Linked DNA regions of Mus musculus: region 2 is linked to region 1. The links are chromatin loops, found by intact Hi-C in ENCODE. Cell type or tissue: heart. All regions are shown on one strand. Links, peaks and the distances in the headings refer to the core of each region. The heading gives the core; the rest is flanking DNA.

Evidence for each region. Peaks named below come from ENCODE experiments on the same cell type or tissue, not always from the same donor. Only the 100,000 strongest peaks of a DNase experiment are listed, where the experiment ranks them.
Region 2: it touches region 1 in a loop (2.5-fold over the local background); 3 of 42 quality-filtered maps call a loop at or near these places.

Annotation. Positions count from the first base shown.
Region 1 is chr8:24,976,740-24,989,031 of GRCm38, forward strand. It overlaps Adam9 (a disintegrin and metallopeptidase domain 9 (meltrin gamma)), which reads right to left. Exons shown (of 22, transcript NM_001270996.1): 12 at 5,212-5,383; 13 at 2,684-2,776; 14 at 1,689-1,884. Among named protein-coding and RNA genes, the nearest start is that of Adam9, 34 kb to the right of the region's middle. In heart, for the core only: a CTCF peak has its summit at 5,255 (motif pointing right); DNase peaks (open chromatin) are centred at 5,232 and 5,822; H3K27ac peaks cover 1,067 bases.
Region 2 is chr8:25,146,417-25,158,708 of GRCm38, forward strand. Tacc1 (transforming, acidic coiled-coil containing protein 1) reads right to left here. Exons shown (of 13, transcript NM_177089.5): 13 at 8,136-12,292. Among named protein-coding and RNA genes, the nearest start is that of Mir8108, 6.7 kb to the right of the region's middle. In heart, for the core only: CTCF peaks have their summits at 4,190 (motif pointing left) and 4,824 (motif pointing left); no DNase peak of the experiment used is centred there.

The DNA of each region.
Region 1 (12,292 bases), core at 4,251-6,750:
ATTAATTATCATCTATAAAAATAAAAACAGTAGGGACTGGAGAGATGGATCAGTGGTTAGGAACACTTGTTGCTCTCGTGGAGGACCTGGGTTTGATTCCCAGCACCCACATGGTGATTCACAACCATCCCTATCTCTAATTCCTAGGACTCCAATGCCTTCTTCTGACTTCCAAAGGCACCAGGCATATATAGGGTACACATACATACTTGCAGGCAAAACTCATACACAGAAGATAAAATAAATCTAAAAACATAAGAATAAAAGAGTAGCATTATAGAGGCCATCTAAAGACCTGGGGGGGGGGAATATACATATAAACACTTAGAACAAGTATCAAAAAATCAGCTGCAAAAGGTAAAAGTTATTATTTCAAAAGATGAAAGTATGGAGCAGTAATAAAGATGAAAAGCTTAAGCAAAACAAAACAAAACCCTGAGGGCTTATACTACATACTCATCAACATAACAACTGAAAACTTATAGCTGGGAAGATGGATTAGTGGGTGAAGTACTTTGTCATGAAAGTGTTAGGACCTGAATTCAAATCACCAGAGCCCACATAAAGCAGTTCATATCTATAAGTCCAGTGCTCCTATGAGGAAAGGGAGGTAAAGACAGAAGAGCCCCAAAAGCTCAAGGGCCAACTAGCCTGCATCCACACTCATATACACTAAGATACATGCACTCCCATACACAAAGACATACTCCATATACACACAAATGAGAAACTAATCAGGGTCCACTTAACTAGTGAATACCCTAATAGACTGTGATAGAAATGTATCAGTATACATGGATCATAAGGACATTTTAAATGATGATTGCAAATGTTAGACCTATGCAGCCTACAATCTCAGAACTAGAAACCTGGAGGGAGAGGACATAGCAATCAATAGTGTGCTTGCTTGGCATAAGTGAGGTTCTAGGTACAGTCCTCAGTTCCCAAACCTCTGCGTGTATGCATATACAGATACACTGTGTGTGATGGTTTGAATATGCTTAGCTTGGGGAGTGGCACTATTAGGAGGTGTGGCCTTGGAGTAGGTGTGACCTTGTTGGAGGAAATGTGTCATTGTGGGCATGGCTTTAAGACCCTTAGCCTAGCTCCCTGGAAGCCAGTCTTCTCCTGTTTGTATCAGAAAAAGATGTAGCACTCCCAGGTCCTTCTCCAGCATCATGTCTGCCTGGATGCGCCATGCTCCTGCCATGGTAATAATGGACTGAACCTTTGAACTGTAAGCCCCAATTAAATGCTATTTCTTATAAGGCTTCTTGGTCACAGTGTGTCTTCACAGCAATGAAAACCCTAAGACACTGTGTGTTATACCAAGTGGAAAGAGGGAGAGAGACACACAAAGCATCAACTGAATCACTCAATCAGACATAGAAATTCCTGACCATGACTACTACAGAAGGAGGAAGAATGGAGATACAAGAACCTCATCAATAATGTCTGATTCCTTCTTTAAAAGCCTAAGGCAAGCCGGGCGTGGTGGCGTATGCCTTTAATCCCAGCACTCAGAAGGCAGGGGCAGGTGGATTTCTGAGTTCGAGGCCAGCCTGGTCTACAAAGTGAGTTCCAGGACAGCCAGGGCTATACAGAGAAACCCTGTCTCGAAACAAACAAACAAAAAGCCTAAGGCAAGCAGATGATAAAATCAAATCAATTGATTATAAATATCTTACTTGAACCAAAGATGACCTGACACTGCGCGTCATAATATTGGCACATGCCATTGTAGCAGTAGGCTTTGCTGTTCTGGCAAGGATATCCATTCTGAATGAAGACATCTGGCGGGCAGAACTGAGAGGAACCGTTGCAGTACTCAGGAACATCACACTCACTGGTCTTCCCTCTGCACATGGAGCCTCCTGGAAGGAACTAAGGTAATGAGGTTCAAATCAGACAGGAATCTCAGGAGAATTTCCACAAAGCCATCAGATTTGGAACCATGGTGTATATATAAAGTTCCCAATGACAAGCATTAAATCATCCAACACAAAAGTGAACAAAGCCCCAAACAGTCAATGCAAACATATTATAAAATGAGGTAACCAAAGGAAACACAGATTAAATACAAACACAAGGAACACTGCAGAAGCAGTCCGATAGGCGGATGACAGCACTCCTGGAATCAGCGTTTGCACGGTGAATGCATTTGGGGGTGGGGGGATGGCCAGCATAGCTGAGCATTAGAGATGAGGCCAGGAAACCAGGCTGAGAGCTCCAGGGTCTGTGCCAGGATCACCAGCACAAGCCACCATGGTTTGGGAGATGGGGGCGGAGGTTGTTTCAGAAGGGTTTTGGGGATCTAGTTCAGATCCTCTTCATCAATTAACCCCTAATTTTCTAGTCTATACTTTGATATTTTTCTAGTTTTCCTTAACAGATATATGTTACTTGAAAAGGGGAATCAAGAAAATAAGAGATGGACACATAACTCACAGCACAGTGTTTACCTGCAAGCAAGAAGCCCTGGAAGCCTGGGGTTTAATCCCCAGCACCCAAAACTAACTCGCTCAATGTGCCCCTCATCATAAAAAGTGCAGTTTAAATGCACAGAAGTGGGTGAAATGTAAAATACATTCTGATAAAAATGGTATGCAGTGCTCTCAGAGGATGCATTTCCAGATATCCATTTTCCTTCTCTGATTTGCCCCTGATAGGTAGAAGTTCTTGCCTGGCAATCTTTACAACAGTCGCCATATGCACACTCAGCAAATGACTTGAGCTTACAAGTGCTTCCTTCACAGCATGGGTCCACCTCACACTCCTGCAAACAGAAAAAGACCACGGATAAATAAACCAGCCCCTGAGAGCAGCAGCATTAGGAAAGCTCTTCTTCTGCCTGTGATTTCAGCTGACCTCGACACAGCCTGCTCGCCTAGCTGTGCTTTAAGACACACCCATCTCCCCACACCCCACTCCCCAGGCATCCTCCTTCCCTGGGGCATAAATAATATAATTTTAAAAATTAATAATAAAAAAGACACATCAGTCTCTAGTGCAAGTATTTAAGTCTCAACATATTTCACAAGACAGTTGATAACTCCATAATAAAATACCAAAGACTGAAGGACTTAAAGAATGGACATATATCTTCTCCCAGTTCTGAAAGCTAGAAATGCAAGATGACAGTTCTCACAGAGAACTCTGGGCGCCCTGCCCTCTCTTAGCTGGAACTGGAGCGAATGTTATTAAAGGCCCTAGTGGATCAGGGTTCCATCCTCCTATTCCTCAGAGACGCCAGTGCCCAGTGCAGCTACACTGCAGGTTGCAGGTTTGACACATGAATTCTGAGGCACCACAGATGCCCATGTAAATACCCATGGATGCCTTTCTCTCCCTGCTCAGGGCCCCACTACCCACGGGATGGCTCTTGTCTCTGGATAGGCAAACTAGTCCTTTTCTTACAGGATGGGAGGTGAGGACTGGCCTCCGTGCCGTGTACACACTAAATACACATGCTAAGCACACACTCTATACTGAGCAGCAGTTTCCTTGGCTTCTGTCACCATGCTTTGTTCCATGACAGTTACATTTCACCTCCAACCTCCCACTCACAGACACCTATACAAAAACAGTAATCTTAACATCCTATAAATGTGTCACAACCTTATAAGTTGTCACCACTGGGGCGACAGGCAGGGGAGTACATGGAGTTCTATGCACTCTTCTACAACCTCTTATCTGCCTACAATTACTTCATAGTAAAGTTCTAAAATTAACTGTTCTTTTTAATTAACATGTAATAAATTTACACATCTATGAGACCTTGTAATATTTTATATAGTCAAGTACATGAATCAAATCAGGGTTGTTAGCATGTCTATCACATAGCAAAAATTATAACAAATGAGCTACAACCTATACTTCCAAACACACATACACACACATACACACACACATCACTAAGTGAAAATGGCTCACGGACCTAAATGTAAAGTCTAAAACTAGAAACCTCCCAGGGGAGAATCTGTACAAAGTGGGAGCAGCCAAAGCATCAGCCATAAAAGGCCAAAGTGACAAATGGCTTTCATCAAAATCAAAGTTCTGTGCTTCTAAGACTCTGTACATTAGTGAAGGAGAACTATTAAGATGACATTTGCAAATCAAGTATCTAACAAATAATATCTATCTAAGATAAAGAAGACAACTCAGTAGCAAATAACGCAATTTTCCAATAAACGCAAAGAGCTGAACATATATCCCAAGACACACACGGCAGGTGCATGCAGGGAAGCCTGCTTTGCAGCCTTAGACACCGGGGACATGCGCAGAGAAAACTTAAGGAAAGGGCAGCATGCAGAGGGCAGAGAGAAGGTGAGGGAGGGAGTGGGAGATACACACTGAGGGTGTTTGGAAAAGACATAGGGGATGTATTGTTGTATGCTTACCTAAAATTACATATAACATTTATGTTATGTGCATGTACAGATACACAGTTTAAATTAAGTGCTAACTCTTGAGGCAATAATGGTCCCTCCAAGAGCCATAAACTACCTAACAACGCCCCAGTTCTAAGCAGGAGAAATTTCCTCTCTAGTTGTCGGCCAGGAGACTCCAGAGGCTTCACAGAAATCATGGAATACATCAATCACATAAGACAAGGAAATGGTTTTCTCTTAGGATACAGGCAGGCTTTCAAGACCTTGAGTTTTCTCTTATGGTCAGGCAAGGAAAAACAGAGACTAACACAGTAGGCCTCACATCTGAACAAATATGTCCCGGATCTAATGGCAGCCCAAGGGGAGAAGGTTCACTGGGTACACTGAGAGGAACATGGCTGGACAACAGTAACAGTGAAGGTGGGCACGGCTGAGGGCCCTGTCAACTGTGGGATCCACGGTTGACCAACACAAGTGCTTACAGGAGGAAGAATGCAGACACTGACAGATGCTGGAGGATTAGTCAGCTGCGATTCACTTAGTAAATGAATCCAGCTCAACAAATACATCTTTAATAGCAGGGCCAGAATGGTAAACACATAAAGGAACCTAACAAAATAACAAACAATCTAATAGCTACAATAAAGATAGAGATGGATAAGTAAAATTTAAAAAGAAGGAACCACAGTGCTTGCATGAAGTCACGGCATCAAGAGTTAAGCTCCCAGGAGCTGACCAGTCCCAGAAACACACGCCCAACACAGGAGCCAGCCTCACTGACCACGAAAGCCCACAGCCTTCCCCGGAAGACTGGACTGACCTTCGCTGTGCCGCAGTCACACTCCTCTCCAGGGTCCACCAGCTTATTACCACAGGAGGGCGCGCTGTAGGCTTCGTCGGGCTTCGGGATGTTAAGCAGGCAGCTTCCTCCCTTATTCAACGTTAACTTCTCAAAGTCCTCCGCACTGCAACTGCTAAAGTTTCTGGACCCGCTACAATAAATAGTAAGAAAGAGATCTCACATCACAGTCAGTCTTTAAAAGCTCTTAGCCATATCTTTAACCAGTAAGAGGTAAATACTGTAAAAAGCAGAAAATAAACTAAAGCAGGCAAAGATGAGAACATCTACCTCTAATAAATACAGGAATCACTTAGTAAATAGAGCTCACCATTAAAGTTACACTGTGCTGTGCCCCATGAGAATATCTTTCAAGCACATCATTTGTTAATACACGGAACCAAAATCAGTCCTTTCAATCTACAGGGACCTTAAAAACTTACCTAGTCTCACTCAGAATTGAGCTTTTATTTCTCAAAAATGCTACATTCCAACTGCCGGAAACTACTGTGTGCTTCCCAGTCCTGTTATCTACAGCATGACTTGTCCTCCCCTCCCCCAGGCATAGACTGGGAGCCATGAGAAAAACACAAGTGGGTGATTCCAGATTGTCCACAGTCACTGTGGTGCTCTGAATGAGAATGGCCTCATGGGCTCATAGATTTGAATAGCTTTTTCTGTCTCTCTTTGTCTCTGTCTCTGTCTGTCTCTCTTGCTCTTTTTCTCTCTGTCTCTGGGGGGTATGCATGTGCATGCACGTGTGCATATGTGTGTGTGTGTCCCTCTGTCTCTGGGTTTCTGTCTCTGTCTCTCTGTCTCTCTCTGCCTCTCTTGGTATGTCTCTCTGTCTCTCTGATTCTCTCTGTCTCTCTTGATATGTCTCTCTGTCTCTCTCTATCCTCTGAATCCTCTAAGTGAATATTCACCATAAACGCTGAATGGAACACACAGATGCTATTAGATAAACAGTGGAATTTGTAATATTGTTTGTTATCTGGGTCAGTTGGGATCAGCGACTTTATCCCTTCTAAAACTCTGTTACATGTTGCTTTCTATGCTGTTCAATAAACACAGAGCAAATCCTTTGTTAAGGACAGACATATGCTCACACACGCACTACACACGTATACATTCAGACAGACACAGGAGGACAGAGACAAGGACATGTTCAAAGACAGCATTCATGCAGACACAGATTTAAATTTGTACAATCTACAGACGGCCAGGGATGTTAGAGGACACCGTGAAATAGAGAATCCAGATCTGGGCTCACTGAGTAGAAAGGCATCCAGGAGAGATGTTTTGGTTTCTTTCCTTACTGTGACACTGTCCCAATGCTGGTGACTCTGGGTTTATTATTAAAGCATTCAAACCAACCCCATTTTGTTCCTGTGTGAGGAACACATGAGGAACAGCCAGGACACGTGAGGAGCAACTGAGCTCACAGAAGGACTCTTCCGTGCACCCAACCCACACACGCAATGACTACATGTTACCAGGGAGTCCTGTTGATTATTTTTACTTTTGAAAATCTGTAGGAAATGTATGTATAAGCCAGGAATTGTTGACAAACCCACATTTTGTTAAAATTTTATCTGGGATAGTCATCTACCTGTCTATCTACCAATCGCTCTATCTGGTAACCTAAACTCTGGATATAACATCATTGCTAAGGCCAATATTAAGAATTTTCCCCATTTTATGTCTTGTGTGCCTAGGTCTTTAATACATTTTGGCATCATGTACACAAAACGTAAAGATCCAATTTTATTCTTTCGTATATGGGAAGAGTTCCTTCTTAGGAAATATTTGCAAACCATATATCTGAGAATGGGTTAGTAACTAAATGTATAAGGAAAAGTCAATATTAGAAAATACCTCAGAAATGAGAAAATGGCCATGAATGCACATTTTCAGATGGAGACAATAAATGCCCAAGAGCTTACATGAAGAGGGTGGCCAGCATCACTAATCACCAAGGAAATGCAATGCAAACCACAGACCATCCATCCCTTAGCCCTGTTCCAGTGGCTGTTACAAAACCCTAAAAGAAAAGTCCAGGTAAGGCTGTGAAAAAAGCAAAGCCAGCAGAAAACAGCAAGGTATCCCTAAGGAAACTAACAGAGATGCCAGAAGTCCATCCTCTGCTGCAAACCCGAGAGGAATGAGCTCGCCATCATAAAGACATCTGGATTCTCTTGTTCAGGGTTAGACACTGAAGCCAAGACCTGGAAAGAGCCTGAGTGCTCGTGAATGGACAAACAGATAAACGTACTACAGTATGCATGCATGCATCCCATTACACATGTGTGTGCTTCTACTGCCATGTGTGCTTGTGCACGCATATACATGTATGTGCACATATATTCTTCTGCCTCAGAAAAGGAGACCCAAACTATCTGCCACAAGATAAATGAGTCTAGAGGGTTTTATGTTAGTAGAATAAACTAGACACAAAAGAGAAAAATATCACACAACCTCAATCATATGTGAAATTGTAAAAGAAAAGAAAAAGATGAACAAAGAGTAGAAACTAAGACAGCGGGAAGGGAGTAAATGGGGATGTAGAGGTGAATGGATAATGCCATCAGACGTGCAGGATTGGCCAGTGCAGGGGACATGCACGACATGAGTACCGACATCACTACCTTGGAAAACATGGCATTTGAGTACTGGAATAGTTTCTAGGTTCTTCTGACACAAAAAGAGCCGGGCCTTTAATCCCAGCACTCGGGAGGCAGAGGCAGGCAGATTTCTGAGTTTGAGGCCAGCCTGGTCTACAAAGTGAGTTCCAGGACAGCCAGGGCTATACAGAGAAACCCTGTCTCAAAGAAAAACAAAAAAAACAAAAAACAAAAAACAAACAAACAAAAACAAAAAAACCAACAAAGAAATCTACGTAAATCTGTGGGACAATGGATATGTTAATCTGCCTGACAACAGTAACATTGCACACCGTATGTACAGTGTGCACCATCCCAGCATTCAGGAAACTGAGCAAGAGAGAGAAACTGAGGCTACCCTAGGCTACAGAGAAAGACTGTCTCAAAAACAGTAAATTTCAATTTTACTTTTTTTTTAATACAAAGTCTTATTGTGTAGCCCTGATTGCCCTCAGACCCAAAGATCTACCTGCCTCTACCTCCTGAGTGCTGAATTAAAGCCATATGCCAACCCCACCCAGACACATTACAGATTTTAAATTACATACACACACACACACACACACACACACACACACATATATATACATATACATATATTCACACACATATATGTATATAAATATAATGTACATAGCATACCTGTGTTATTTATAATATGCATCTATGTATCATATAATATATGCATATATACCATGTATTATTTTCCACTATGTACATATATCTATAACTGATAATATGTATGTATGACAGGCATGTGTATACAAAGACATATAATTAAAAAGTAACGCCAAGGTGAAACTGACTTGTGGGAAGAACAATTCCCCCACAGGTTCTGGGCAATAGAGCCCATTCTGCAGCTTCCTCGCTGCTCTTGGAGCTCTGTGGGAGCCGCTGAGCCTACTAAGCATGCGCTCAGACGCCAGGACATGCTGGAGATCTGAGTGCATCAGGACTCTCCTCAGCTCAAGGGACAGAACCATGAACACGGCAGAAACCATTCCCGTGAAAGTCACACGAGTGAATGTAGCAGGCTGCAAACTTTGGTGGATAATTTAGTTGGAATGAGAGAAGGTGGTGATAGTCTGGAGAAAATGGAAGCAAAGAATTATGGGAGGCTGGCCAATCCAAAGACTTCACACATCATGACACTTCAGTCAAAACTGGAAATCTGGAGATAGAACATCACAGACAGAAAGAAAACCATGAACAAAACTGTGAGGCACAGGAGGCATGCCCTCGGATTGATAAGGAAGCCAGTGGCCCTTCAGGGAAGTAGTAAGAAAATGAATGAGAGACTGAGCAAAGATGGAAGAGACCACGACGAACTATGGCTCTTGAATGAAACACAGTTACTGTGACTAAGCTTGAGAGCAAACAACACACACACATCCTTTGACTCACATCAGCAGGCTCAGCACTGCTGCTAGCTAAACAGGAAGACTGAAACAGAGCTCTCCCAGAATCCAGTCCACAGACGCTAGGTCAGAATGGCATCCTTGGGATCAGGAAGAGGGGTCGATGATTTCAAGGAAGCACGTGAGAATGAAAGAGAAGTCAAAGCTGGCTAAGTTAACAGGAAAGTTAGCAGCAGCGAACATGGAGACGTCCGTGGGGATAACCAGGTATGAAACGGGTAGCCATCAAGTAAGACAGGCTTGTAACTGCTGCCTTGTTCTCACTGACTGTGGCTTCCACCCAGATCATGGGATAACGCTGTCAGGAGAATGTATTCACCAGACAACCATAGTAGCTATGCCAGCGTATGTTTACCCTACACACAAGTCCCCAATTACAACCTGCAGTGCCCACTCCGTAGCAAAGGCTATTTAAAGAGGCTTCCTATTCAACAGTTGAACCCCATTTTTCTCATAAACAATGTTTGAAAATGTGACCCTAGAGCAAGGCACCAAAAAAAAAAAAAAAAAAAAGATTCAGTGACAGGATACAAAATAAGTATACAAAAATTAGCAGCATTCCTACACACCAGTAACAACCATACTGAGAAAAAATTAGGGAAAAAAATGATGTCATTAACAATAGCCTCAAAAAATAAAATAAATTAAATTACATTACAATAACCCTAACCAATGACATGATAGCTGTGTATAGTGAAAACTTTAAAATACTGAAGAAAGGAATTGAAGCCACTGTAAGATGGAAAGCCCTCCCATGCACGGGTCCTAAGAACCATGCTGGGAAACAGCCTTCCAAAGTCAAGCTGGAGAGTCAATGCAATCCCAATCAAAGTTCCAGTGACAGAAACAGAAAACTCAATCCTAGAAATCATATAAAAGCACAGAGAATGCCAGCTAGTCAAAGCAATCCTTCACAAACAGAATACCTGTAGAGGAATCAACATGCGTGGCTTCATGCAGAGCCACAGGTATAAGGACAGCATGGTGCCGACACAAAAGCAGAATGGAGATTAATGGGACAGAATAGAGGGCCCAGACACAGGGTGCTCTAGTCTACACATACAAAATAAGGTCGTCTGATTTTTGACAGAGTTGCCAAAAAATACACATTGGAGAAAACATAGCATCTTCAGCACATGGAGCCGGGAAAACAGAATTACATACAGCAGAGAGAAACCAAATCTAGTGTGGCTCAGGAATCTGATGGGGTTGGAGTAAAGGTGGTGGGAGAATGGAGGTCCCCTGGGATAGCAGGCTGCTCAGGGCAGCTTGGCTTGGCCCAGGGCACTCAGCCAGCAGGGAAGATGGGCTAACTGTACGGTTCAGGAGTCTCAGGTCTGATGGTGGGGGGGCAGGGGGGGAAGGCAGCAAGAAAATGGAGGTCCCCCTGGGATAGCAGGCTGCCCTGGGTGACCTTAGTGTGACTCACTACATTGGGGATATGAAACCTGAAGAAGTCAGCCTCCTGTAGCTAGGCAGGAACTCCTGAGGACTAATAGATACATCAATTCACTCACCAAACTTTCAACCCAAAATGTATCTTATCTATAAGAAGTCCAGGCACTGGGGATGGAGCAGAGACTGAGGGAATGGCCGACCAATAAGAGATCCAACTTGAGACCCATCCCATGGGCAAGCACAAATCCCTAACAGATCCCTTAATGATATTCTGTTATGCTTGCAGACAGGAACAAGTTGTCCTCTGAGAGGCTCCACCCAGCAGCTGACTCAGACAGATACAGACACCCACAGCCAAACAGTGGAGGGAACTTGGAAGAATAGGAGGAAGGATTGCCAGCCCTGACAGAGAGGAACTCCACAGGAAGACCAACAAAGTCAACTAACCTGGACCCTTGGGGCTCTCAGAGACTGAACCACCAACCAAAGAACGTACACGGGCTGGACCTAGGCCTCCCACACATATGTAGCAGATGTGCAGCTTGGACTTCATGTGGGTCCCAAACAACTCGAACGGGGGCTATCCCAAAAGCTGTTGCCTTTCATGGAATATGTTCTTCTAGTTGGGCTACCTTGACTGGCCCCAGTGGGAGAGGAAGTGCCTAGCCTCAAAGAGACTTGAAATGCCACGGTGGAGGGATCCCCAAGGGGAGTCCCACCTGCTCAGAGGACAAGGATGCTGCCTGTCCCACACCTGTACCTCACAGGATGCTGTCTGTCCTGCATCTGTACCTCACAGGATGCTGCCCGTCCTGTGTTTTCTTCTAGCAGTTTCAGTGGTTCAGGTTCAGCATTCAATCAGCAGTCCCACCCAGGTGTGATGGGTATGACTCACAAAACAATGGTCAACACCAAAGATATCCCTGAAGGTACACTACTACCATTCTATTTTAGTGGTAACCAAGAGCTACCTAACCGGACTTGGCTTTGGCAAGTGGAAAGAAAGCCTGCCTGGTACTATAAGCCTCTTCCACTGCTCATATACTGTTGCAAGGAGAGAAAACTGGTACAGGTACTACGGAAATCAGTCACTGGGGGAAGGGGCAAACACTGAAAATAGAAGTACTGCCACTTCATTCGCAACAGCAAGGACATGGCACCCCTGAACGTTCTGAACAGATCAAGAAAACAAGGTACACATAAACAACGAAATTCAGCGCTGAAGACGTCATACACTTTTGGTTGAGGGACACAGAGAAACCAAGCTGCAACTGGCCTAAAGCCTTCCTCCCAGTGGAAAACCTTCATAGTGGTGGAAGGTGCTCTGGGAGCTACAGGCAAACAGTCCCAAGGGTCTTCCTCAGGCCTGGGCTCTACACACTACAATCAGCCACCTGCCAGTCAAGATGTGTCCACCAGTACCACAGTGGCAGGTACGTTACAGGAGTCAGGTGTGAGGCTTACTGTCTTGCTGTAAAGAAAGGGATACATGCCTAACACTATAAACCTGGTCAAAGGCCACTTATGGGAAGGTTCTGAGGTCACAGGGCAAGTGGCTTCACACAGAGTTATGCTGCCCTCAAT
Region 2 (12,292 bases), core at 3,421-5,920, 170 kb after region 1:
AGGAGAGAGAGGAGAGGGAGGAGAGGGAGGAGAGAGAGGAGAGAGAGAGGGGAAAGAGGAGAGAGAGAGAGGAGAGAGAGAGAAGAGAGAGGAGAGAGAGAGGAGAGAGAGAGAGGAGAGAGAGGGGGAGAGAGAAAGGAGAGAGAGAGGAGAGAGAGGGGGAGAGAGAGAGGAGAGAGGGAGAGAGAGAGGAGGGAGAGAGGAGAGGGAGGAGAGGGAGGAGAGAGAGGAGAGAGAGAAGAGAGAGAGGAGAGAGAGGAGAGAGAGAGGAGAGAGAGAGGAGGGAAAGAGAGAGGAGAGAGAGAGAGAGAGGAGAGAGAGGATGATTGTGGGCATCAGGTTTTGCAGCATGAGTCTTACACCATCTCGTTACCTCCCTTTCTCCTCCTCTTTTACTTTTTACTTTTTTTTAAAAATTTGATTTAAAAAAAAAATTTAGAGCGTCTTGCTATATAACCTTGACTGGTCTTGAACTCTTGCTTATGCCTCCCCAAATACTGGGATTCTACGCATATGCTACCATATTGGGGGGGGTTGTTTTTATATTCTCATTTGAAATAATTTTATGGATGTGCAGCACATGCCTAGAATCCCAAAACTCAGTCACTGTTCATCATCACCATCATCACCATCACCACCATCACCACCATCATCACCATCATCACCATCATCACCATCACCATCATCACCATCACCACCACCATCCCCACCATCATCACCATCATCATCATCACCACCATCACCATCACCATCACCATCATCACGTGTGTGTGTGTGTGTGTGTGTGTGTGTGTGTGTGTGTGTGTGTGGACTCGTGTTGTGGCCTAAGAGTGGTGGTCAGAAGGTAACTGTGGAGTTGGTTCTCTCCTTCCACCTTCATGTGGATTCCCAGGATTCCACACGGCTTATGTGGCACACGCTTTCCTCATGGAACCATATCTCTGGCCCTCAGGAATTGCCTTTAGTATTAAAAGATAGGACTGAAAACGGAGGCAGAAGGATCGCAAGTTTGAGGCCAACCAGGGGATTACACAGTAAAACCTTGCCTCAAAATGAACACATAAACACACATGTCTTAATTTGCATTCTGTTGCTGTCATAAAAATACTAACTGAAGCTAACACGACAATTCTGGGTGGGGGGTGGGGTGGAGTTGATTTGGCTTAGACATATGCTGTAGTTCACCAGTGAAGGAAGTCAGGGCAGGAACTGAAGCAGAGACTACAGGGAAGGCAACTTACTGGCTTGCTCTCCAGGCTCTCATTTAGCCAACTTTCTTCCCGGACCACCTCCCTAGGGGGTGGCACCACCCACAGTGGGCTAGGCTCTCTCACCTCACCCATTTACCAAGAAAATGCCTCAGGCTGATCTGGTGGAGGCAGCGGTGTTTTTTTCTCAGATGAAGTTCCTTTTTCCCAGACTACCCTAACTGTTAACAAAAAAAAAAATACAACCAGCACAACATAAATAAATGTACTTAACCCAGTTTTAAAAATAAGAGTTTAAAAGCGTTTCAGAGGAGGTAAATTTTCTTCCCTTCTCCTACAGCGTCCAGCTGGAACTGATGTCTGACAGAGTAACAAAGGAAAAGCACGCAGACTTTATTTACACGTTCTTAAGTAACCTCACAAGAAAAATAAGGACCAAGAAAAGCAGTTCTCAACCTGTGAGTCAAGACCCCTCCGGGTCATGATATTTATATTCATTACATTATCAGATATTTACATCACAGTTCATAACAGTAGCACAACTGCAGCTATGAAGTAGCAACAAAATAATATTACGGATGGGGGATCGCCACAGCATGAGGAACTGTATTAAAGGGCTGCAGCATTAGGAAGGTTGAGAACCAGTGGAGAGGAGACACTTTTAGACATGAAGTCATAAGCCACATGGGATAGAAAAAAAATAGTAAGATGGGGAACAGGAACTTAGCTGATACAGGTCAGTTTAGGGAGGTGAGTGACTTTGCGTAGACATCTTGTCTCTTCCCAGTAGAGAACGAAGTTCTTTTCCATGATCTTCATCTCTTGAGTTTTAAGAAGAAAAGAGGAGGTCGGAATGGACTTTGTGCATTCCATGGTCTTGAAGACCTTAGCCCCAGGTTGTCAACAAGTGCTCACATTCTCTCAGACACTAGGCCAGACTCAACGGCTGAGCCACACCCCACCCCAACCCCACGTGACCGATTTTGAAGTCCAATGAATACAGATATGTCAACTCTCTTTCATTGTCAACCACTGAAACTATTCTAGTGTGACTCTGAAATACAATATACCTTAGCCTGTAAAAGACCCATATTTGACATTTAAAAAAAGATTTATTTATTTTATGCATAGGAGCATACTGTCGCTATCTTCAGACACATCAGAAGAGGGCATTGGATCCCACTACAGATGGCTGTGAGCCACCATGTGGTTGGTGAGAATTGAACTCAGGGCCTTTGGAAGAGCAGTCAGTGCTCTTAACTGCTGAGCCATCTCTCCAGCCCCCATATTTGAAAATTTTTACTTTAACATCTGTTTTACAAACGGAAAGCAAGCTACAATAGAGCTTCCTCAGCCTAGCTGTGTGATACTAGTGACTGAGTTCTGATCACTACAGTGTCCCCCCTCCCCACAGTTCCCATCAGACGCTCTAAAAAATAATAAAATATTAACTTCTGCTTCAGTGCAGTTTTCAGAATCTTCCAGAAGTGAGACCTGGGTAGCAGGCGGTTCACAGAGTTCTGCTTTGTCACAGGTTGATGTTTGCGATAGTGAAACCGCCACTGTCAACTTGTGGAAATTCAGTATCGCCTAGGACACTGGTGAAACACACTTCCCACTCACTGTGAGTATGGGCGGTACAATCTAGTGGTCTGGGAAGGCAGAAAGGAACAAGAGTAAGGAGAGTGGCAGTCTATAGACACACCCCCGACTTCTGGGTGCGCCAAGGTGAGAGCCAAGCGGCTCCACCATGCCCTGCTTCTCTCAGAATGAATCCACTAACACCACATCAAAACAAACCCTTCTATTCCTATTTTAACTGAAGTCAGAAGACAATTGGTGGGAGTTGGTTCTCTCTCCACCCTGTGGACCAAACTCAGGTCCTCGGTCTTGGTGGGCGGTGCCTTCACTCATGGACCCATCTTGCCCATCCTTTTAAAGTTGTTTCTATTGGGGATCTTGTCATGGCATGGGCTAGTCACACTTTTCATATGGAGATTTAAAAAAAATAGTATTTGCAACTTAGGGTTATGAAAACACAGTCTACTATAAACTCTGTAGCATGACCTGGAAAATTGTCTGAGAAAAGGGGCAGGGGTTTAGGAGTGGGAGAGAGAGAGAGAGAGAGAGAGAGAGAGAGAGAGAGAGAGAGAGAGAGGGGCAGAGCTCTATCCCTCCTGTGGCAAAAAGAAAAAAAGAAGGAGAAAAGCAAGAAGCGGGAGAGGATAGAAGGAGGAGAGAGAAAAGAAGGGAGGAGTTGAGGGGCAACTACAGGAAGGGGAAAGATAGAAAAGGAGAGCAAAGAGGGAAAGATGGCACCTCCAGGGCTGCTGGTCCTGGAGGCCAAGCATGGAGACAAGGCTGCTGGACCCCAACCAGCCCGGGGCAGGAAGGGCTGGAAGCCAGGACTGATCAGATGCCTGGAGGACCTCAACAGCTTTTCTCTAAGTATAAAATAGTCCCACGGTTAAGGTGTTCAGAGAAGTTAGTGGCTATTTTAACAAATATTCCAACTGCCTAATTTTCTTACCAATCTCTATTTTTCTACCCACTTATGAGCCTGCTGTCCTGGGCTTGCTTCCCTGCCAGGACTCAACTTTCAATTTTCTCCCATTCTATATTTATCAGGCTAACACATGACTCTGTCATTTAGTCACTTAACTAACATATGCCTGAGGAGAGTGGCATTGATGGGTAGAGAAAATGACTCAGATCAAGTGAAGACTAGATAAAAGATGGCTTACCGCTTATAGAGATACTTAGAATTTGAACTGTGCAGAGAAAGTTGTTTTGAGAACCTGGAATCCAAGCGAATTGTTGGTTCCAAGAAATGTCTCATTTTTAACTTTGCAGCGCTGTGCATGGAACCCAGGCCTTACCCTTGCAAGTCACGCTATTCCCAGCTACACCTCAGCCCAGCATGTGGATTCCTTCAGCCACAAGGCAGGTTCCTTTTAGCTATGGCCCTAACCAGAAACAGGGCTCTGAGCCTAAGCGGGCTGCCCTCTGCTGCCACGGGAGGGGAAGAGCTTGGTTTATGCTGGTGTAAGGGAGGAAAGATTTTTTTGTTTTGTTTTGTTTTGTTTGTTTTGTTTTGTTTTCTCTTTTGTGGGCCTTTAAAGTTCTAAGGATGATTTCAAACTTCCTAGGCCTCCCTTCCTCATGGAATTAAAGACGACAATCTTGAACTTGGAGAGTTGGCAGAGTGGTTAAAAGCACTTGCTGCTCTTGCAAAGGACCTGCTTGGATCCTGGGTTCCACATGGTGACTCACAACCATCAATAACTTCAGTTCCAGAGGATCCAATGTCCGCTTCTGCCCTCCATGGGCACCAGGCATTCATATAATACACACACACACACACACACACACACACAGGCACGAGAGCACACATACACAGAAGCACACAATTAAAAAAAAAACCTCAACTGCAGCAATACACAAATCCACGTGTGACTGATACAAGCTGTGGACAGCACATACCCTCCAGATTTGCTTGCACACCAAATACTCACTGCAGCCCCTGTTAGCTTTTCATTCATAGCCTCCATAAACAGTTTTGAGCTGCAGTTTGAAAAACAGTAGGAAGCCTTTGGGAGTGAAGCCCTCTAGTGGTCATTGTGCATGTCTGCACCGAAACTGATGCCACATGGGAAACAGTTATCTGGTTGAAAATTGGCTGGGCATGGTGGCACACACCTTCAATCCAAGCACTCAGGTGGCAGGGGCTGGTGGGTCTTTTGAATTCAAGGCCAGCCTGGCCTACAGAGCAAGTTGTGGAATAGACAGGACTGTTAACCAGAGAAACCCTGTCTTGAAAAACCAAATAAATTTTTTTTTAAAAAATTAAAATAAAAATTCAGTTTCTGGGGGAATTCAAAATTGGTCATGCAAGACAAATGGAAAGGCCCTTCAACAAAATAGAAGGCGTGCTCTGTATCAGCTATCACAGTGGGGGGGGGGTTGTCTGGATATTAATTCTTTTTTTTTTGGATATTAATTCTTTAGCAAAATATTATTACCTCTGTCTATGCTAATTGTACCTACAAGAACTGACTTCCTGCCATTTCTGACGTGTAGAACAAAAACGCCTAACTCTACACAAAGTCTTTCAGCTGAGGATGTGTGATGTATTGCTGTCTTAAGACCTCTCCGTGCTGCTGAGATGTGGGAAGTGTAACTTGTTATACTCTGTTAGGCGTCTCTCAGGGAGACGGTCAGCATCTGCTGGAGCCATAGGAATGTTGGTAGACTTGGTTGGAATGACACTGGCTTCTGGAGAGAGAACTCAGGAGAATATAACCCTAGTTTCCTCTTCACTCGGGTATGTGTGGAGAGCTTTTGGGGCCGCTGGACAGGAATCTGATATCCGCCAAGGAGAAGGAAATGGGATTCAGGCAGGAATCTGACATTAGGCCATGACAAGGAAGTAAGCTGAGGTGAGAATCTAATTTTAGGCTAGAGCAGGGAAGTAGGCTTCAGGCAAGAGTCTGACTTTGGGCTAGGACAGAGAAGTAGGCTCAGCTCTCTTAGTCATCCTGAGAAGCCCTTAGAAACAGTCATCACGGTAGAGATCAGGGGCCTCTGTTTACTGCCTTGCTTGTTCCTTGACTACTTGTGTTTATCATACTGCTTGTTCCGTAACCTAGAACTGGCCTTATTATCTGCATGGAATTAAAAAGGTATAAAAGCAGTTTGGGGGGAAAATAAACCCGCCTCTGCCTCAGAACTGGTTGGGGTGGTGCTACAATGCTGTCTAATTGTCTTTTTGCTTCTTCAATCCTCACTCCTGCACTGGAGAACCTGTTGACGGACTGAGTCGCCTTGGTCAGGTAGGAAACTAAGGAAGATCTAAAGCACAGCAGGCTGGGGCTGGAGAGGCTCTGTTCTGTGTTTAAGACCACACCGGCTGCTCTTCTCTTCCAGAAGACCTGAGATGGACTCCTAGCACCTACACAGTGGCTCACAAGCACCTGTAACCAACACTCTCTTCTGGCTTCCAGGGGGCACCTGGCACACAGATGACAGACAGACAGACAGACACAGACACAAAACAACCTGGCTGACTCACTGTTCTATTGCTGAGACACCATGACCAAGACAACTCTTATAAGAGAAGCCATTTAGTTGAAGGCTTGTTCAGCATTTCAGAGGTTCAGTCCATTATCATGGAGGGAAGCATGGTGGTGACAGGCAGGCAGGCAGAGGTACTGCAGCACTGACCGAGAGCTTTACGCTCTGATCTCCAGGCACAAAGACCCTAGCTTGGCAGGGCCTTTTGAAACATCAAAGCCCACCTCCAGCGACACATTTCCTCAACAGGGCCACACCCACCTCTTAACCCTTCTAATCCTTTCAAATAGTTCCAGTCCCGGGTGACTTAAGCATTCAAATATTTGAGCCTATGGTGGTCATTCTTCTCACCACCACCACCACCACCTATCCCATGAGACAGGGTTTCTCTGTGTAGTCCTGGCTGTCCTGGAACTCACTCTGTAGACCAGGCTGGCCTTGAACTCAGAAATCCACCTGCCTCTGCCTTCCAAGTGCTGGGACTAAAGGCGTGCGACACTGCTGCCCAGCTATGGTGGTCATTCTTATTGAAACCACCACACACTCATGCACATAAAATAAGCAAAAACTTAAGACAGTACAGAGCATGATATCTAGCCTAGACTTGGAACTGGGTCTGGGATCGAAAGCCAGACTCTTCTGTCACCGTAATATGGGCTAGCAACGTCATGCTTCTGGACCATGTAAGCCAAAGGGAACATGCGCTTCCGGTGTGGCCGCTTTTAGTACACACATCTCAGGTGGGGTTTGTGATTTTAAGAGAAATTAGATAGAGCCTGTAATCCAACATGCAGGAGGCAGGATCACAGCTTCCAGGATGGTCGCAAGGAGTATCTTGCCTCATAGGCAATGCTTCTAAAAGAGAGTCTTGGGAACTCAAGAATCTCAGCTCCCTGCTAGTATTCTCTACCTAAACGAGGGGCCTATGTGCTCTCCCCAACCAAGGCTAAACTGTTGCCTCATCCTTCCATGCCAAAGACTTCTATCAGGCAAAGGGGCCTTCCTTTGAGACAGAGTTTCTCCATGTAGCCCTGAGTGTCCTTGAGCTTTGTATGTAGACCAGGCTGGGCTCAAACTCACGGAGATCCACCCGCTTCTAACTCCCAAGTGCTGGGACTGAAAGAGTGCACCACCACCATGCCTGGCTCCTACTTTTGACTAAAACAAAAAAAACAAGATGGTTTATCTAAGGCGGCAAATTTTCATCTTATCTCCCCAATAATGCTAAGAAAATGAGACCTGTTGTAGCTAGCATTTCCTCTACAGCCAGAACACACTGGTGAGAAGGACAAAGTGCCCTGCACTGCCCCAAAACCAGAACCACCACAGGCTGGCGAGTAGTATGCAGAGCCTCAAAATAAGCAGGGAAGGGAGTTCCTGATTCCTCTGCTATCCGCTCTTCTCTTCCAGTTTTACCCTGGCCCACCCCTAGATGGAGAGCCCGCCCAACTAGTGTGTGTAAAGTCCTTACTCAGACCTAGGAAACGCATGAAGCACCAGCTACTTTCTACCCAGCTCCTGCTCACCTGGGCCCTTCCGAAAGTTGGAGAGCTTGGAGCAGCTTTGCTTCTGCGGGTTTGAACAAAACGCCAGGGTGGACCGACTTCTGGCGAGACCACAGAGCACTCAGCAAAAGTTGTGTTGCACAGATGCCGTCATGGTGGTTTCTACAGCCGAGGTCGGAATTCCAGAGTTTGTTTTATTTTCAATTACATGCCCAATGAAATGCATGAAGCCCCGGAGAACGAGAGCAAGGAAATGCCACGCTTTCTGTATTCAGACAGAAATCCGGAGGCTTCAGTAAACAGTCATGGGTAAGAAAACTGACGGCCAGGGAAGACAACACACCCCGGATGCAACAGTGGTAAACGGTTTTTATTCAGGCAATGAAACATGGAAAAAATATATTAGTAATTATCATAATAATTTCTTTTGTGTGAGTATAACTTTTACAAATATTTACCTGACATATAAAAAGGGAAATTACTATGTGTATAAAATCTATGAGGATGATTGCTCCACACAACACCGTCCTGACAGCAGGAGTCAAGGCAGTGTGTGCCTCCCTCCACCTCCACCCCAGTGAGGGTCTCCTCACGCACTCCAGGGCACGAGGAGGCAGGGGAGGGGCTGGGGTTGTTGGGACACAGTGGGAGCAAATGTGCAATAAACACTTGGCACGTTAGTACAGTGGGTATGTATTGGCAAACACAGACTCGCTAACAGCAGGACTGGAAAGCTGACCGATGCCTTGGAGACTTAACAGGGTGCCTGAATCCTGTCCCAAGGACTGCAAGGGTCAAAGCCAAGGCTGCGGGTGTGACCGTCACACTGCCCTGTATCTGGTCTGGATGTGGTTTCAGAGTTCAGATTTCTATGTGTCCATTTGAAAGATTACAAATAGTAGAATCAGTTACTATTAACTGAGGGTGGGAAGCATTTTTGCTGGGCCTTCTCAGAAACTACGAGAAGGCAGGGGCCTAAGAGAGGCATCCTGACAGTTGGTATTGAAGACACCATACAGGGAAGGTTCAGGCCAGACCTCAGCCCCACACTTGGCGGCCTCTGAGTGGTGAAAACATCACACAGCCTACCTGAGGCCAACATGGCAGCAGCATCTCCAAACTAGAACTATAACTGGGGTGTGTGTGTGTTTACATAAAGCTGGAACCGCGGCGCAATTAAGAGAGTCATTCCTCAGGAATCTTATTTGTCCAAATCTAACTGCATGCGGAGAGGCACGGACAGGGGGGCTGCATTCAGATGGAAACTACGAGAAGTGCAGTCTATGCAGTGCCAAGTGCTTGCCTTACTCTGTTCTAGCAGAAGGCCTATGGAGAGGCACTGGCTCTATATGCAGTTCCCTTTTCTCTCCACACAGGAAGGACTTAGTAGTAAATTTTTCTTTTTTTTTCCCCCAGAACTGGGGGGTGGGGGGGTGGAGGATGACATCCAGGGACGTGTGCATGCTGAGCAAGTGTGTCACCAACTGAGCTACATCCCCAGCCCTGTTAAATTGCTTAAAAAAAAATCGTAACCTGGAGGCCAGTCAAACCTTTCCTGGACATCAGGAAATAAATTCATTATTAAAACTTTTTGAAAGGTGATTTCTTCAACCTTTGGCTTGGTGTTCTGGGACTCCCAGACCCTATCTGTTCATTAGTAAGTAAATAGTAATCTGTTACCTTTAAAATTCTCTATAATAGATACATCTTTAAATTCCTTGCCTAAATCATTTACTCTTTCAACATCTATATTCTCTCTTCCCAAGAAGACTTTAAAAAAAAAACAAACAAACAAAACCTGAGAGGGAGCTTAGAGGGCCACAGTCCTACAGAGACACAGCAGGAACAGCTGAGCAGAGAGATCATCTGAAATGGAGCCCCGGGGAATTGGGAAGGGGGCTTCAGAAGGGCCACGCCACTTTCAATTCAGCATGCCCTGAACTTAGGCCACAGATCCTAAAGAGACTGTGAGCCGCAGAGTGCCCTTTCTAGCCTGCGCCATCTTTGCTGAAAGGGAAGTCTTTGGCCTGCCATGCTCAGCCCAGGGCTGCCCAGTGAGCGAGCGATTGAGCAAGCTTTTGTACACAGGCATGTCTGCAGGGGGAACAGGGCCACTGGCTGGAAAGGAAGTTTAGCGTTAAGCTATAACCCTGAAATCAGGGATTTCATCCCATCCACTCTGGGCCTCCCAGCCCTGTGCTTCAGGACTTCCTAATTTGGTCTGTTTCTCAAGATGCCTGAATCCACATTAGAGCTTCAGAGAATATGAAGTGTAGGGGAATTCCCGGTCTCCAAACAGAGCGAGCACTGCTTTCCGACCCACCGTAAGCTGGGTCAGTCTGTAATGCTGACGGACAGGTTAAGAATTGCCTGTACTTTGGCAAAGCAGAACTGAAGAAACGGTTCTCAATGAGATCGTCTAATATCCCACAAGCCACTGTGAGCCTTTCTCCTGTGTTTTATATCTTGTTTGACAGTGCTGGGGATTGGCAACAGTGCCTGGCACATGGTCGGCAAACGCTACCACCAGACACAGCTTTCAAGTCTTTGAAAACAAGGGCCCCACGGTATAGCCCAGTCGAGGCCTGAACTTTTAGTCCCTGCCTCTGCCTCCAGGGTGCTAGGGTTATAGGCATGTGCCACCATGCCTGGTCCCCCCTTCTAATCACCTAACAAAGAAGCTTTTGGCCCCTAGCGTGTGTTGAAGACGACTTTATATTTTTTACTCTCCAGGGTGCTAAAAAGCTTTTTAGGGCTTATATAATTAAAACAAAATAAATAAATAGACTTTACTCTGCCTAGTATATTTTCTTAATTTGCCAGTTGTGCAAGCTACATTCTTATTCTTGGCGGAGGATCTTCGAAAGCTGGACGTTGTGAACATTTTCCTGGTAATGGTGATGACTAAGAGGCCACTGGCAAACACTGCTTAGAGGGCTAGTTCATGTCCCCTGTACGGCAGCTTCATTTAGCAGGGCCTGTTATTCAAGGCCCGTCTGCCAGTGTGCAGGGAGGGACAGCCACTGCTCCTCTCCTATGCCTAACATACAGCACAGCACAGGACACTTTAAAAATATGCATGCTTAGAAAGATGACAGGGGAAGATACAGTTCCATGATAAAGCACTTGCTTAGCATGTTCAAGACCCTGGGTACAATCTCAGTACTATTAAAAGAAAAAAAAAATCAGGGAACAAGAGATTTCCGATGGAGACCCTCTTAAGCTTTCCATACTGAAAATAAGTCAATATAAAATGAGCGCACACTGATGCCGCCGTAACACTAGCAAGAATTCCTGCGTTGCTTCTTAAAATGCAAAATTAACTTCCCTTGCGGAAGACGGCTAAGCTGACATTGGTTATGACCCTTGAAGACACTTGAACATGACACTATGTCTACTGCTATGGGCTTTGCATTAAGCCACTGTGACAAAATTCAGAGCCCAAATGATTGTCAAGCCATTTCTCCAACCACAGATAACTTCTGTCTGCTTGTGGGTTGTTGGGGTTTTTTTTCTTCTTTTTTGTACAAAATGTTAAAAGACAGTAGGCCTCAGAATATAGCCTAACCTAAGCACCGGTTATAATAAATGCATATTGACAAAAATGTGATTTCTAGCTTGAAAAGACATTACTCACTTCCCTGGGGCTAAAAGTTACAGCACATGGCAACACACTGCTAAAGGAACACTGTTTTTAAGATCTATGGAGGTTCTCCATGAGGCACAATTCATTGCTGAAGTCGGCTCATGCAATGGTTTTACAAGGAGGGATATGCCTGTGTGCTAAATAGTGCACATTTACCATGAAGACACAGGGTATAAGATTAAGGCAAAAAAAAAAAAAAAAAAAAAAAAAAGGCATCAAAACTTGAGTGGACTTGACTTTGCCTGTTAGATAGATGGAAAGAAGTCACTAGCATCAAAGAGGGAAATGTCTATTTGGGGATTAACGCCCTCAGGGTAAGTCCAGTCTGAGTTCATAGAATTTTGCTTTGTCTTGTGGACCTCCCCCCCTGCTCCCCTTCCCAGCATTCAAGCAGTCTTTGTTTAGAATATTCCCAGGGGCTGGTTTGGAGAACGAGCCAGAGGACTCTTTACGGCCGGCCCGTTCTGTTTAAAAGCCCATCTCCAGTATGAAAGCAGTTGCTGTTGCTGTTATTTTTAAGTCTCTAAAAGGGTGCCGTGCCTTTAAACAGGGAAAACCTAGGCTCTTCACTCTCTGGCTGGTAATGTGGGCTTCTGTCATCTTTTAACAAGATCAACTAAACCTTTCCCACATCCCACTGGTGTGCGGTTCAAATAAATAACAGAAGTTGACTTTGCTTTAGAGACTCATCGGCCCCGGGGTGGACGCATGCATCCAAGGCCAGCTCTGAGGGAGGCCACGCTGCTGCTTTTGGTATGAGCATAAGGGACCATGCTGAGGTCCTGGGGTATCCAAACACCGGGGCAGCAGACAGCACGGCAAATCTTCCTTAGCCATGAAAGCTATGACCCCTGGCCCTC